Regions from separate parts of the Homo sapiens genome. Here region 1 is linked to region 2. Evidence: chromatin contacts called from ENCODE POLR2A ChIA-PET data. All regions are on one chromosome and are shown on one strand. The core of a region is the stretch at or near the end of the contact, and the rest is flanking DNA. Distances in the headings are between cores, read along the strand shown.

Evidence for each region. ChIA-PET counts read pairs that join two places held with the same protein, here RNA polymerase II (POLR2A).
Region 1: POLR2A ChIA-PET joins it to region 2 with 14 read pairs in activated CD4-positive, alpha-beta T cell. The contact joins two enhancer-like sites. POLR2A ChIA-PET finds 5 or more read pairs at or near these places in 3 of 52 experiments (GM12878, HepG2 and activated CD4-positive, alpha-beta T cell).

Annotation. Positions count from the first base shown.
Region 1 is chr3:129,673,086-129,679,998 of GRCh38, reverse strand. The region is part of intron 4 of TMCC1 (transmembrane and coiled-coil domain family 1); the gene reads left to right. Among named protein-coding and RNA genes, the nearest start is that of PLXND1, 70 kb to the right of the region's middle. Within about 2 kb of position 2,843, at least 2 of the 41 ENCODE cell types and tissues checked have a DNase peak (open chromatin) inside an H3K27ac peak, as active enhancers do.
Region 2 is chr3:129,598,045-129,605,504 of GRCh38, reverse strand. It overlaps PLXND1 (plexin D1), which reads left to right. Exons shown (of 36, transcript NM_015103.3): 1 at 1-176. Among named protein-coding and RNA genes, the nearest start is that of PLXND1, 4.9 kb to the left of the region's middle. RefSeq lists enhancers at 1-585, 1,578-2,570 and a silencer at 2,005-2,299. Within about 2 kb of position 5,823, at least 18 of the 41 ENCODE cell types and tissues checked have a DNase peak (open chromatin) inside an H3K27ac peak, as active enhancers do.

The DNA.
Region 1 (6,913 bases), core at 1,594-4,093, 77 kb before region 2:
TGCAATAAGATCCTGTTATAACACAGATGAAGAAGTTATAAATAAGCTTGTTAAGATTTCTTGGTGATACAATAAATGGAAACACTTCAGATTCTAATGAAAGAGTGGAACATAGCACACCCAAAAAATACTCTGAATAAATAAGAGAATAGGAAATTGTATTCATTCAACAAATATTTGAGCAGCTGCTAAGTGCCATGCACAATTTTAGTTGTTAGAGAAACAAAAGTGGACAAAACACAAAAATATCTACCTTCATGGGCCTTATATTCTAGTTTTTTATGAAATATAAAAATACATGTCAAAAGGTAAAGAGTTCTATGTAGAAAAATGAAGTCAAGAAAGAAAATAGGAAGTTCATAATGGAACCAAAATTTGCAATTTTAAATAAGGCAGGCCAGGCGTGATGGCTCATACCTGTAATCCCAGCACTTTGGGAGGCCAAGGTGGGCGGATCACGAGGTCAGGAGTTCAAGACCATCCTGGCCAATATGGGGAAACCCCATCTCTACTAAAAATAGAAAAATTAGCCAGGCGTGGTGGTGCGCACCTGTAGTCCCAGCTACTCGGAAGGCTGAGGCAGAAGAATCACTTAAACCCTGGAGGCGGAGGTTGCAGTGAGCCGAGATTGTGCCACTGCACTCCAGCCTGGATGACAGAGCACGACTCCATCAATAAATAAATAAATAAATAAATAAGGCAGTCAGAGAAGTCCTCGCTGCTAAGGTGACATTGAAGCAAAGACTTAAAGGAGGTGACGGAGCAAGCCGTGCAGGTGTCTGAGGGAAGAGCACTCCAGAAAGAAGGAACACTCACTGCGTGAAAAGCCCTGACATGGGTGCCTGTCTCTCATGTTCCAGGAACAACAGGGGAGGCCACTGTAGCTGATGCCAGTGGAGTAAAGGGATGACTAGTAAGAGATGAAGTCACGGAGTTTATGGGATGTAGTGGTGCAGGTGTAGATCATGGCCATTGTAAGAACTTTGGCTTTTACCCTGACTGACCTAGAGAGCCACTGGAAAGTTACAGGTATAAAAAGAGTGTCGTAATCTGACTTATGTTTTAAAAGAACTACTCTGGCTGCTCTGCAGATAATTATAAAAATATTATTGCAGTTATAGGAGACTGTTGCATTGCTAGGACAATATGGTGTATACATAGTGGTTAATAACACATACTCTGTAGCTAGACTATCTGGGTTCAGACATTGAGTCTGGTACTTCTTTAATTTGTGATCTTGAACAACTTAAATTCCCTATGCTTTGGTTTTCTTAGCCATAAAATTAGGATAAATAATAATACCCATTCCATAGTGTTACTATAAAGAATTAAACAATGAGGCCGGGCACGGTGGCTCACACCTGTAATCCCAGCACTTTGGGAGGCTGAGGCGGGTGGATCATGAGGTCGGGAGTTTAAGACCAGCCTGGCCAAGATGGTGAAACTCCGTCTCTACTAAAAATACAAAAAATTAGCCGGGCATGGTGGCACACGCCTGTAATCCCAGCTACTCGGGAGGCTGAGGCAGAAGAATTGCTTGAACTCAGAGGGTGGAGGTTGCAGTGAGCCGAGATTATGCCACTGCACTCCAGCCTGGGCAACAGAGTGAGACGCCATCTCAAAAAAAAAAAAAAAAAAAGAATTAAACAATGTACATGCCAAGGGTTTAGAACAGTGCTTAGCACATAGCAAGTATACTATATGTATTAGCAACTATGATTATTAATGTTGTTATTAAGTGGATATGGATATAAGGTATATGAGAAAAAAAAAAGAATTGGCCAGGCGTGGTGGCTCATGCCTGTAATCCCAGCACTTTGGGAGTCCAAGGAGGGTGGATCACTTGAGGCCAGGAGTTCGAGACCAGCCTGGCCAACATGGCAAAACCCCGCCTCCACTAAAAATTAGCCAGGTGTGGTGGCATACACCTATAATCCCATGTAATTTGGGAGGCTGAGGCATGAGAATCGCTTGAACCCAGGAGGCAGAGGTTGCAGTGAGCCAAGATCATGCTACTGCACCCCAGCCTGGGCGACAGAGCGAGACTCTGTCTCAAAAACAAATAAAAAATGAACCGACTGTTGGACATGCAAGTAGAGATACTAAGTAGGTAGTTGGATATCTGAGTCTAGTATTAAGGGAAGTGTGAGCTAGTGGTGTACATTTAGAATTCATCAGCAAATAAATGATTTTTAAGAGTAAGAAGAGTAATTAGTCCTAACGTGGGATTAGGGGTATATCATTCGAACAGCTCTTCCTTGGACCCTCTACTCTTCACAAGCTTCCTAACAAGCCATGACAACCAGCTCAGGGAGAGCCAGATTATCATAGACCCTATTGAGCATTTTGGATCCCTTCATTACTTTAGAATTTCATCTTATCACAATTGCTTGAAATAAATAGAATTAAGCTAAGGCTGAGAAATATTCTGTTTTAATGACACTGTATCATTGAAGTATTTGTAGCAGGAATTAACTTGTAAAGGAGAACTTATTGAGCAGTTCTATAGTCACATTGGCTTGTCTGCACATGAATATTATATGTATTTTTTAATTCTCAGTAATAAAAGCACCTTTTTTGTTACCGTCTCCTTTTCCTGGTTAGCACATGCTCAGAAAATAGAAAATTTTTAACATTTTCCCACATTAACAGACTTCAGACTAATTGTATATAATATACTTCATTCTAAAGTCTTGTGAGAATGATTCTTGAATATTATAGCCTGAGTCACTATTCTTTTTTGGGGGACCCTGTCACCCAGGCTGGAATGCAGTGACACAATCTCAGCTCACTGAAGCCTTGACCTTCCAGGCTCAAGCAATCCCCCCACCTCAGCCTCCTGAGTAGCTGGGACTACAGACGTGTGCCACCATACCCGGCCAAATTTTTTTTTTTTTTTTAGAGACAGGGTTTCGGCATGTTGCCCAGGCTAGTCTTGAACTCCTGAGCGCAAGTGATCTGCCCATCTCGGCCTCCCAAAGTGCTGGGATTAGAGGCATGAGCCACCACACCTGGTCAATTTATTAATTTTTTCTAGTTACAAATAGGTATTTGGATTTTGATTAATGAACGTACAGGCCAGGTTAAGTGATGGAAGAAGGTAACTAATTAGTTTACCATGTTTGGCAGGCATCATCTGACTTAATACATCTTTAACATTTTTTCAAAAAATCTCATTAGAAAATGATAACCCTGTTGTATAGATGAGAAAACTAAGGTTGAAAGAGAACAAGTAGGTGACCCAAAACCACACAGCTAGTAAGGTGATAAAGCTAGGTTTGAACCTAGGTCTTCTTATTCTTGCCCTTTCCACCACATTGCCTTTACACGTGATTATTCTCAAAGCTGGGTGCTATTGTGTTCTGACACTTTCATCTACTTAGAGAAAGTAGACAGAGCTAAGTAACAAAGCTAAGTTAAATGCTGCGCTCTAAATGGCACCACTCTGCCCTGATTATGTTGAGGTGTTGCTGTTTAGATTTTCTCTTGGGTTGTTTTCTGTCAATTAATTCAGATCAGTTAATAGATAAATTTAAGTCTGACAAACTATCTCTTAATATTAAGAGATACAATGCAGACAAAGCAGCATAGTCTGTTACAGCAACAGATCAGAATTGTGGCTTCTGACCATATCCCTAGCTTTTTAGCGCATTGCCTTGCATATAATAAACAGTCAAAATATATTTAACTGACTGATTTTTACCTTTTTCTATACAAATTAATTACAAATTCTAATATCAGCTGTGAATGGGCAGTATTTGCTGCACTGATGCTCTGGACTCTGACAGGAGAGTACAAAAGCCCCTCAGGATATGGTCAGAAAAAGACACCCTGTTGAGTAGCTGGGACTGCTGCTGCTTTCCTCATCCTGCCTTGTAATAACTGGTGGTGGGAGGCAATCAAGTCATTTGTAAATTAGTGATAACAACATCTGTAATTTTTTTTTTTTTTTTTTTTTTTTTGAGACAGAGTCTCGCTCTGTCGCCCAGGCTGGAGTGCAGTGGCGCGATCTCGGCTCACTGCAAGCTGTGCCTCCCAGGTTCACGCCATTCTCCTGCCTCAGCCTCCTGAGTAGCTGGGACTACAGGCACCCGCCACCACGCCCAGCTAATTTTTTGTATTTTTAGTAGAGATGGGGTTTCACCGTGTTAGCCAGGATGGTCTCGATCTCCTGACCTCGTGATCCGCCTGCCTCGGCCTCTCAAAGTGCTGAGATTACAGGCGTGAGCCACTGCGCCTAGCCTGTAATGTTGTTTTTAAGATTGGAAGGTTAGCTAGCCAAGTGTATAGCCACGAGGCCAACTATATCTAGCATAGGTGACTATATTACTTTTATTGTAATGTTGAATTACATTATTCCTTTGGTTCACTCTTTACGTATCTCTTGTTCATGCCTGAAATGTGGAAAGATCTTGGACGGGAATATATTCTAGGAACTCTTAACATTTAAATTTTTTAAAAGAACCACTTTCATGGTACAAAAACAGTGCTAACAACTTACTCAGTGCCAGGTATTGTTCTAAGCCCTTTTATATTTGTTGACCCATTTCATCCTCATAATTGTCTTCTAAAGTGAGCATTAGTACAGTTGATGAAATGGATGCGGAGGTTAAGTAACTTGTCTAAATAACTTGCTAGTAGCAAAGCCAGATTTGAACCCAAGCCATTTATGCCAGAATCCATGCTTCACTACTGTACTATATGGAGCCAGACTCAATCTTGTTTGTTGGATTTGTGCCTTTCCTTGTATATTTAAGAAAAGCCTTCCTTATTTTGCAGTGCTGCCTTTGAAAGGTTTTTAAATTTTGCCTTTTACATTTGGGATTTAATTGTCTATCTGGAGTGAGTTAGAAACCTAATTTTATGGCCGGGCACAGTGGCTCACGCCTATAATCCCAGCACTTTGGGAGGCGGGCAGATCACTGGGGGTCAGGAATTCAAGACCAGCCTGGGCAACATGGTGAAACCCCGTCTCTACTAAAAATGCAAAAAAAATAGCTGGGTGTGGTGGCGTGCGCCTGTAATCCCAGCTACTCAGGAAGAGGCAGGAGAATCGCTTGAAGCCAGGAGGCAGAGGTTGCAGTGAGCTGACGTCGCGCCTTTGCACTTCAGCCTGGGCAACAAAAGCAAAACTCTGTCTCAAAAAAAAAAGAAGAGAAATCTAATTTTATGTTGTTGTATATGAACAGCCTAATATGCCAGCAAAGGCTGTTGAAAAAGGGAACCACTTTTCAGTTGGTGCCTTCAAAACTCATAGCTAAGTGCTAAGTATTAATGCCTAGAGCATGGAATTCCCCTTTAAGGACTTTGTTCCTAACTCAGAGTATATCACGACTGTTTTCCTCCCCTGTCCTGTGATTCTGTAGTCCAATGTAACTTTCTCTTTCTTTCCTCCTTTACTCTCCCTCTGCACCCCACTCTTCTTCTTCCTCTCCTCTGGTTTTTTCCTCTCTCCTTCCCTTTCTTTCACTCCATCATTCTCCTCTCTTCCCCTCCCCTTATTTCCCATTTTCTCCCTCCTTTAAAAAAATTGTTTCTGCTAGAATTGGGAGGAGTTCCAGTAGTCCAGTGATTCATGGTTTCAGGTGTTAAACTACCTTACTGCTGAAGCTATGGGTTAGTTTTTTTAGAGGCTGAAGACGTTGGGTTCTATCAGCTATACTCTTGCAGGCATGTTGATGATTCTGAGTAGGAGCCAGGACACACTATGGCTCCAAACAGCCCAAGTAGGACGGAAGTCAGATTAAAGACAGCCTAGTTTATTTCTTCAGTTACTACATAAGGAAATAAAATCACATCTAAAATGTGATCACTTGTAAATATGGGGATACATTCTGAGGAATGCATTTAGGGAGTTTTGTCAAAGTGCAAACATCGCTGAGTGTGCTTACACAAACCTAGATGGTATAACGCCTGGGCTATGTGGTATAGCCTATTGTTTCTAGGCTACAAACCTGTACAGCAGGTTACTGTACTGAATACTGTAGGCAGTGTACCACAGTAGTGTTTGCATATCTAAACATAGCTAAACAGAAAAGGTACAGTAAAAATCTGGTATTATAGTCTTATGGAACCACTGTTGTATATGCAGTCCATCATTGACCGAAATGTCATTATGCAGCATATGACTGTATGTTGAAAGTTTAGTGTAGAGATTTTTTTTTTTTTTCATTTTAGAGATATAATCAAATACAATCATGGCTCACTGCAACCTCTGCTTCCCAGGTTCAAGCTATCCTCCCACCTCAGCCTCCTGAGCAGCTGGGACTCCAGGCATGTGCCACCATGCCCAGCTAATTTTTAATTTTTCTGTAGAGATGGGGTTTCCCCATGTTGCCCAGGCTGTTCCCAAACTCCTGGGCTCAAGCGATCCTCCCGCCTTGGCCTCCCAAAGTGCTGAGATTACAGGTGTGAGCCACTGTGCCTGGCCATAGCTACACTTCTTTAGTCTACAGATTGCATGTAAATATTCATATTAATATCAGAGAACCTAAGAGAGAGATAACTAGAGCATGCAGAAGCTTAGAGTCTTGGATCTAGTGACATTCTTATATTTGCTTTCCTTTATATTGTGGTATATTTTGAGCTTAATTATTAAACATAAATACTCATCAAGGTCAAGGATCTGAAATCTCATTCAGAAAGAAAATGCAACAATTGGAACCCTGTGCAACCTAGAAGACATTGGGCACTGAATAAAGTGGATTTCCAGGAGCTCTTGTTGCAACTCTTGGCACCTTGCTTATCTGGAACTCTGGCTGCTCCTCCCTTGTGCTGCGTCTGTCCATTCCACTGCTTGTTAGCATGCACCAAAAGATGAATTGGGCAGAAGGAGGAAGTGACACAAAACAGTTATTGTGCTAGTAACTATTCCAGATATTCTCTTTTATTCACTAGTGGTGCATAACGTTAT
Region 2 (7,460 bases), core at 4,574-7,073:
CCGCGGCCCGCGCTGCTCCGGCCGCACTCTGCGCCTTCCGCTTCGCCGACGTGCGAGCCGCCATCCGAGCTGCGCGCACCGCCTGCTTCGTGGAACCGGCGCCCGACGTGGTGGCGGTGCTCGACAGCGTGGTGCAGGGCACGGGACCGGCCTGTGAGCGCAAGCTCAACATCCAGGTACACCCGGGCGGTGGCGGCGGCGGCGGCGGCGGCGGCGGCGGGGGCGGGGGCGGGGGCGGGCGGGAACCGAGCGGGTCGTGAGCTGAGTGGGTCACAGGTGGGAGCGCGCAGAGATCCAGATGTACGTGGAACCCAGGTGTGCACGCGAGAATACAGGTGTCCCCCGAGGGGTACTACTGGCGCCTGTATGGCCCAGGTGGGCATGTGCAGGGACTCAAGTGAGTGCCGGCTCATGGGCGCGCATACCTAGGCGTACTGGGAGGGGTCCAAGTTGCCACAGGTACCCAGGTGCGCATAAAGCCCAGGTATGCACGTGAGGGTCACAGGTGCATGCTGAGGGCGCAGTAAGTGACTGCATGCCTGACCAAAGTTGTGTTCTGGGGCCACTGCGTGAGCCTGTCAGAGTTACCATTGCACGTTGGTGATGGGTGCATGGGTGTGGCAGGTGTGCAAGGAGGCACACAGGTGTGCACCAGGGCCCTGCAGATGTCTGCATGGACTTGTGTGCCAGCAAGCTGGGGCCTGAAGACGCACAGGGCAGACAGGTGTACTGCACAGACACTGGTACAACGGGACAGGGCTAGGTGTGCAGTGGGATGTGCGTGGCAGGGGACGCAGGTATTTGGGCATGAGTCGGTACTCTGAGGAGGCTGCATGGTTGGCAAACAGGTGTGTGCCTGAGGCCAACTTTTATTCACCTATTCTGCAAATATTTCCTGAGCACCTAGTATGTACCAGGTGTGGGAGTCTGGGGTAAACAATAGCACTTGTGGAGTGCCAGCTAGGGGCATCACATGTCACAATTCCCAGTTCTCAGAACAACCCTCTCAGGTAGCCTCTATTCTCATCACATTTTACAGATGAAGAAACAGGCACAGAGAGGTTAAGCAACTTGCTGAGGATCACACAGTTGGGCACTAGCAGAGGTGGATTTGAATCCAGCCTGTCTGGCCTCAGCATCTGTGTTTTTAATGCCCAGCCTTTGCTGCCTTCTGGACTTGGATCTCAGAGTGCGTGTGTTTTGGGGGCGTCCCAGGCAGCTGGGGTGGGCAGATGCCAGGGCCAGGAGAATGGAGGGATGTGAACAGGGGTGTTTTGGGGGCAGGAGAGGGCCGTGGGGCTCAGTGGGGAATGAGGAGGAGTACAGGCAGGCATGGGGCCCAGGTGTCTGAGGCTGGGTTGGGCAGTAGCAAGGGGGGCCAGGTTGACGGAATCAGCATGTGTGTTGACATGACAAGGGTGCGGGAGGGGACTTGGTGTGGTTCCCTGAAAGGAAGTTCATGGCAAGGGATTGCTCCTCACACTGGCTTTGGGAGCTGGGTCTGTTGATCCCCATAGTTCACCCTGAGGAATGAGGCCCCAGAATGACACTGGGGCCTTTCCCACACCCTCCACCCATCTGAGTCTGGCGAGCCCACTTCAGCTCCACTGCCTGCCATTCCCTTAGGAAGCTGCATCTCCATCAGCAAAATGCAGAACTCAGCCTTCTTGTGGTGACCCAAGCCTTCCTTGGGGCCCCACCCTGTCCCTTCTCCATGGCTGTGACAAGAATTTCATGAGATTAACCATTCCTCTGTGGGCGGGCCCAACACTGGGGCTTTGAGAAAATGCAGATTCCTTCTCCCAAGGTCGAGGTCGGTCTCCCACGACTGCCCACCATCTGGCCGGCCACCCTGAAAGTAAAGGTCACGGTGGGTGAGCAGGGCAGACAGTCCAAAGGGTGGTGGGGCTGCTTGCCCTGTGCCATGGTTGGTTCATCCACCATCTCCACCCCAGAGCTTCATCTCGCAGGCAACTGTGTTTGGCACTGGGGGTCTCAGTGGGGAGTCGCTGAATGGAGAGAAGTGTCCTGTGGACTGAGGGCCTTCCTCCAGTAGTTTCAGGCCCTGTGTCTCGGCCCTTTGGTGTAAGCTGATCTGTGGGATTCCTTAGGCCAGCCCAGGGTTCCCTCCCCCTCTGGCAAGAACCATTCTGGTTCCCACGGTCCGCTCCCTCGGTGCAGTGACTCACCCAGCTGAGGGGGGCTGGAGCTTCTCTACCTAAGGGGACAGGGCCTCTCCAGGGACACAGCCCCAGGACAGAGTGGCGAAGGGCCTCTTCCCCACCCCAAGGCCACAGATTCCGGCTGCGGCCTTCCTTGGTCACCCTCCCTGTGTTTTCCACACCCTTCTCCTCTTCGCCGTGCCCGCTGTGGGCACAGGCCAGTGCCACTTGGCAGTATCTCCCAGAGGTGCTCAAGGTCCCCGGTCTGGGCCTCTAGCATGGGCAGGGGTGGGGGAGGGATCATTATTCTTGCTCCAGGCTGTTGCCAGCTATGCAGCGACAGATTCAGAACCTAGACTTTGCATCAGGCTGCTTGGGTTCAAGTCCCACTTTGTCACTTCCCAGCTGTGTGACCTTGGCCAAGGAACTTAACCTCTCTGGGCCTCAGTTTCTTCATCTGTGAAGTGGGGACAGTAAAAGCAATCCTTATCCCAAAGCATTGTTTTAAGGACTAGATGAATCGATAAATGCAGCTCAGTGTACCCAGTACACAGTAAGCACCAAGCAGATGGCAGTTCTTCTTGTTATTACTCTAAGGGACATTATTAGCACAGGTCTCTGCTTGGTCCTGGAGAGCAGTTGCCTAATCTGGCTTGTTCTGCAGCTGTAAACACCCCACCATCTCCTACTTCTAGCCCCAGATGACACCTCCATAGACATTTACTAAGTCCCTATTGTGAGCCCAGTCCCATGCTGTGCCCTGGGGAGCCAATGGCAACTCACTTTGTTTCTACTCTTGTGGGCTGGGCAGGTGAGCCGAGGACGGATGTGTGACCAGGCCCTTATACACAGGGCAATGCGTGCCGCAAAGGGAGAATGAGGGTGGAGGGAGCCCAGCGGAGGGGGCGGAGGAGCAGGAGGAAGCCAGGTGAGGCCGGAGAAGAGGAAAGGCATCCAGGCAAAGGGAGCAGCCTGTGCGAAGGCTGTGAGCAGGCTCGAGGGGGTCTGCGTGGCCAGGCGAGTAGAGTGGGAAGCACATGACACAAGGGCCAGGGAGGCCTGGGGAGACCGTCCTTGGGAGTCTGGACTTTATCCTGGGGTCCTGGGAGCCATGAAGGGTTTTAGCCAGAGAAGTGGAGTGGTCTCAGCAGGCACCTGAGTCTCCCCGCTGCAGAAGGGGAATGCTCGTGAATACCTGCCTCTTAGGGCTGTTGGGGGTATTAAATGAGATCATTTATGTACCTGGCGCCTGTTTGCAATGACTACAATTCTTCTACCTATTATTTTAGAAAGCCCCTAGGTAGCTGGTGAGAAGGAGCAATGGAGGAGGGAGAGTGGCTGAGAGGCTGAGGCCGCCTCCCGGGAATAGATTCCTTCACTCAGTCGCAAATATATCTTGAGCACTTACTGTGTGCCAGGCTCTGTGGTGGGTGCCAGATGGCAGTGGGGAGATGGGGCCGGCCTTGTTCTCTGGAGACATGGCTGGCCTGGTCTGCAGCAGTGCTGAGGGCTTGGAGGGTGGCAGGTGGGCTCTGGACAGATTTGGGGGCTGGGATGCAGCCCCAGTGGTGGGGAGTGATGGGATGGAGGAGCAGAAAGCTGCCCAGAGTCAGGCTCAGCAACAGGATAGATGTTGGTACCCATGGGGTGGGGCATGTGATGGGGTACCTCTGGGGAAGAGGATGAGTTTGGTCTGGGGAGAACCAGGAGCCTAGAATCCTTTTTTCTCCTGGTCCCATCTGGCTGGATTTCTCTGTCACTGGCACTGGGTGGCCTGGGTGGGGCTGCACATGGGGCAGGACCCCAGGGCCGAATGACCTGCAAGTGGGGCAGCTCAGCCAGGCCTTTGGAAACCCAGCCTCTCGCTCCTGCTTGAGGGTCTCACGAAGAACCCTGGGCCCTGGCAGGAATCCCTTGAGCCGCCCACAACTCCAGAGCCTGGGTCAGGATGGCCTCCCGACATTCCGGGTTCCCAGCTGACAGGACTTGCCCTCTGCCCTCCACCTTCTTCCCGAGAACCCAAAGGGAGAAGCTGCTGAAGTGTGAGGCCAGAGGCAGAGAACCTCGGTCCCCGCAGCCCTCAGAAGTCCCCAAATTTGTCCCTGATTGTTTTCAACGTATTTGGGGCAGTTAAGATATTTTGAGAGAAACTGAGTGAAGAAATTAGCCTCCATTGCATGTAGCTTGGATCCCTTTCCTCAAATCACAACCTGTTTGGAGTGCAAGCCAGTTGGGAAGTTGTTGAGTGCCACTGATGGGGGAAACTGAGGCACAGCATCACCCAACAAGGTGGGGCAGACTGAGTCTACCTTCCTTCCCCAAGTCTTTCTCCCCAACCTATGAATGACCATAATATTTGTATTTTTAAAACAAAAGGAATACCGACAGGCCAATGTCAGTGCAGCATTTTCAAGGTGTCTTTTTATAGTAAAGGTGGAAAAAAAACCATCAGGCAGTTTTAAACTGGCATGCAGTGGGTGGGTGCACGTCGTCAAGAAGACATTTTTTTGCACCAATTTAGGGGCTGAGATGCCAGGTGGGGGCGGAGGGAGAGAGAGCTTCCAAGATGGGCTTTACATTTGGGTTTGGGCTGGGGGCTGGGAGTGATCTCCCAGTGACGAAGGGTGCAAGCAGAGACACTTGGCAGGATTTAGGAGAGGGGGTTCTAGGAGGATTGGCTGAGATGACCCTCTGGCCTGGAGAAACAGATAGGGCTTGGACCAGGAGACATCCCTCCCAGCCCTGAGAATGTCTCGACCCCCAGGTACATGGGCATACAGTCCATAAGCTGTGTGTCCCAGGGCCAGTCATTTACCCTCTCTGGGCCTCATTCTTTCTCATTATAAAACAGGTCTTATGCCTCCCTCCTAGGATGTGGGTAGATTAAAATCTCAGGGGTGTCTCTCTCAGCCTACTCTGGCTTAGGGGGCTGCCCATAATAAAAAATAAATACATAAAATAAAACCTCACATGCAGTGCCCAGGAAATGGCAGGCACAGGTATTAGTATCAAGAGGGAGAAAAGACACCAGAAAAAACTGGCCTCAGTGGACAGGGGATGCTCAGAGGAGGGAGGGTCAGGGCCTTGGAGGAGATGAGATCAAATAGGGCCTGAAGGCAGGCAGGGGTGGGTGAGACGCCTGGGTGCAGCAAGGGTGTGTTGGGTGCTGTCCCAGCCCCAGCACAGAGACTGAGATGGAGAGAATGGTCTCTAGTGCCCGGGCTGAGGAGTCCAGGGCAGCACTGTCTTGAAGGCAAGAGGCCTGTGGGCTCCTTGGAGTGAATAAAAACCGTCGCCGAGCTCGCGCTCTGCAGGCCTTTTATAAGCACCTACATGGTTGACCTCATGGCTGCCCCTCCCCTGGTCAGGCAGACAGTGCGTCATCATCATCCCCAGCTTACAGAAGGGGAAACTGAGGCCAAGAGAGGGGAAGTGACTTGCCCTGGCTCACACAGCTGGGGAGTGAGGGTCTGGATCCGCAGATAGAAGCAGGAGTCCTCTTCCTGGTGGCTGGTGAGCTGTGAGCTCTCCGTGGTGGGGAATTCTGCAGTTCCCCCTCTGGCTGGGCCATAGAGATTCAGGCAGGGCCCATTGTGATAGCAGTGACTCAGGCGGGCTGGGGCATCTGCAGAGGCCAGGCCACATGCTGGGGGATGGGGGCTGACCCAGCTTCCTGAGGAAGTCAGGGGAGGCAAGGAACTTCTAGTTGCATTTGTCTGAAAATGCGATCATCAGCCTCTGGAAGGAGTGAGCCCATGGCCCTTTGGGTGTGCAAATGAGAGATGTGGGTTCAATGGTCAGTGTGAATGATGGTCCACCCAGGAGGGTGAGTGGGGGATCTGTCAGCGCCCTGGATACGCCCACAGTGAGGCCTTCCACAGCCAGGCAGGCGCACATCGCTAGGTGAGTGCAGGACCCTGGGGCCAACTTCCCAGATTCAAATCCTGCCTCTGCCCCTTCCTAGCTGTGGAAAGTCCCATCCGTTCTTGGAGCCTCCATTTTCCCATCTATAAAGTGGGCTGAGCGCAGGGAAGACTGGAGTGGCCTGGCGGCATTCAGCAAGGGCCACGCGCATCGGGCCCGGCAGAAACGCCCTCTGCAAAGTCCGATTCACCCGCCTGTGACTCCCGGTCTCCATGGAGATTAAGGAAACCAGCTGGGTTCCATGTCCTGGTTGCTGCCGTGAACAAAGACGCGTGGCGTGTACTGGGACAGGAGCGGGAGGGCAGGAGCCCCGGGAGAGAGTGGTGCCTTCCCCTACCTGGGCCTCCGTTCTCCGACCCTGGAGTTGGCCCATGGAGTGGCAAGGAAGCCTTCCCTCTGACACCAGAACTGCCCCATCATGTCATAATTACTGTGGTTGTTGCTTGAGAACTTTCTCTGTGTTAGCCCTTTGCAGAGCACTTTACATATCTTTTAATCTCCCCAGAACCTGAATGACATGACTGTTATCCCCAGTCTATGGAAGGGGAAACAGAGGTCCAGAAGGGTTAAGCATCTTGCCTGAGGTCACACCGTGGTGTGTGACTGTGGTGCTCCAGGTGGAGCAGGCTTCTGGCTGTAGCGCCTGTGACCCCTCATTCCTCCAAAATCTTTGACCGAAGGGGTGTGAGCCAGAGGGTGTCGGAAGGGGTGAATGGGCCCATTTTAAAGGTGAGGAAACTGAGACCCAGGGAACTTCTGCGTCCGCCGAGGCCCCTGTGAGAAGCAGTGAGGGCCTTTCAGGGTGGCCTGCAGAGCTGCCCAGCCCCAGCGCCCATCATGGTCGCGGGCTGGGGTTAGGATGACCCCCTGGTGTGGACTCCTGCTACCGGGCCTGTAGCTGTCTCCACCCACACATACCAGAGGCCAGCACCTCCTTGGTAACATCGCATGCCCGTCCAAGCTCTGGGTGGGGAGCTCTCTAGAGTATGTGAGTATGGGAGGAGGCTCAGCTTGCTACAGGACAGCCCCCAAGAGAGACAAATTGGACCCTCTCCAGGAGCCCCCAGAATGGTGAGGGAGGAGGTCATGACATCAGACAGATGCCACACACTAACCAGCTCATCAGAGGAGTGCGGGAGGGCTTCCTGGAGGAGGGGAGGTTGGAGCAGCACTTGACAGATGGGGCTGGGGAAGGCATTCCAGGCAGAGCACACGATAGGGGCAAAGGCTCAGAGATGTTGGAATGTGGCTTGGGTAGCAGGCCGAGGGGAAGCTGAGAGTGTGCTGGGCCTTGCCTGCAGGCTAAAGACTTGGATGCTGTCATGTGGGCTGCGGGGAGCCAGCAGGGCTTTGGGGAAAGGAGAGACATGGCTG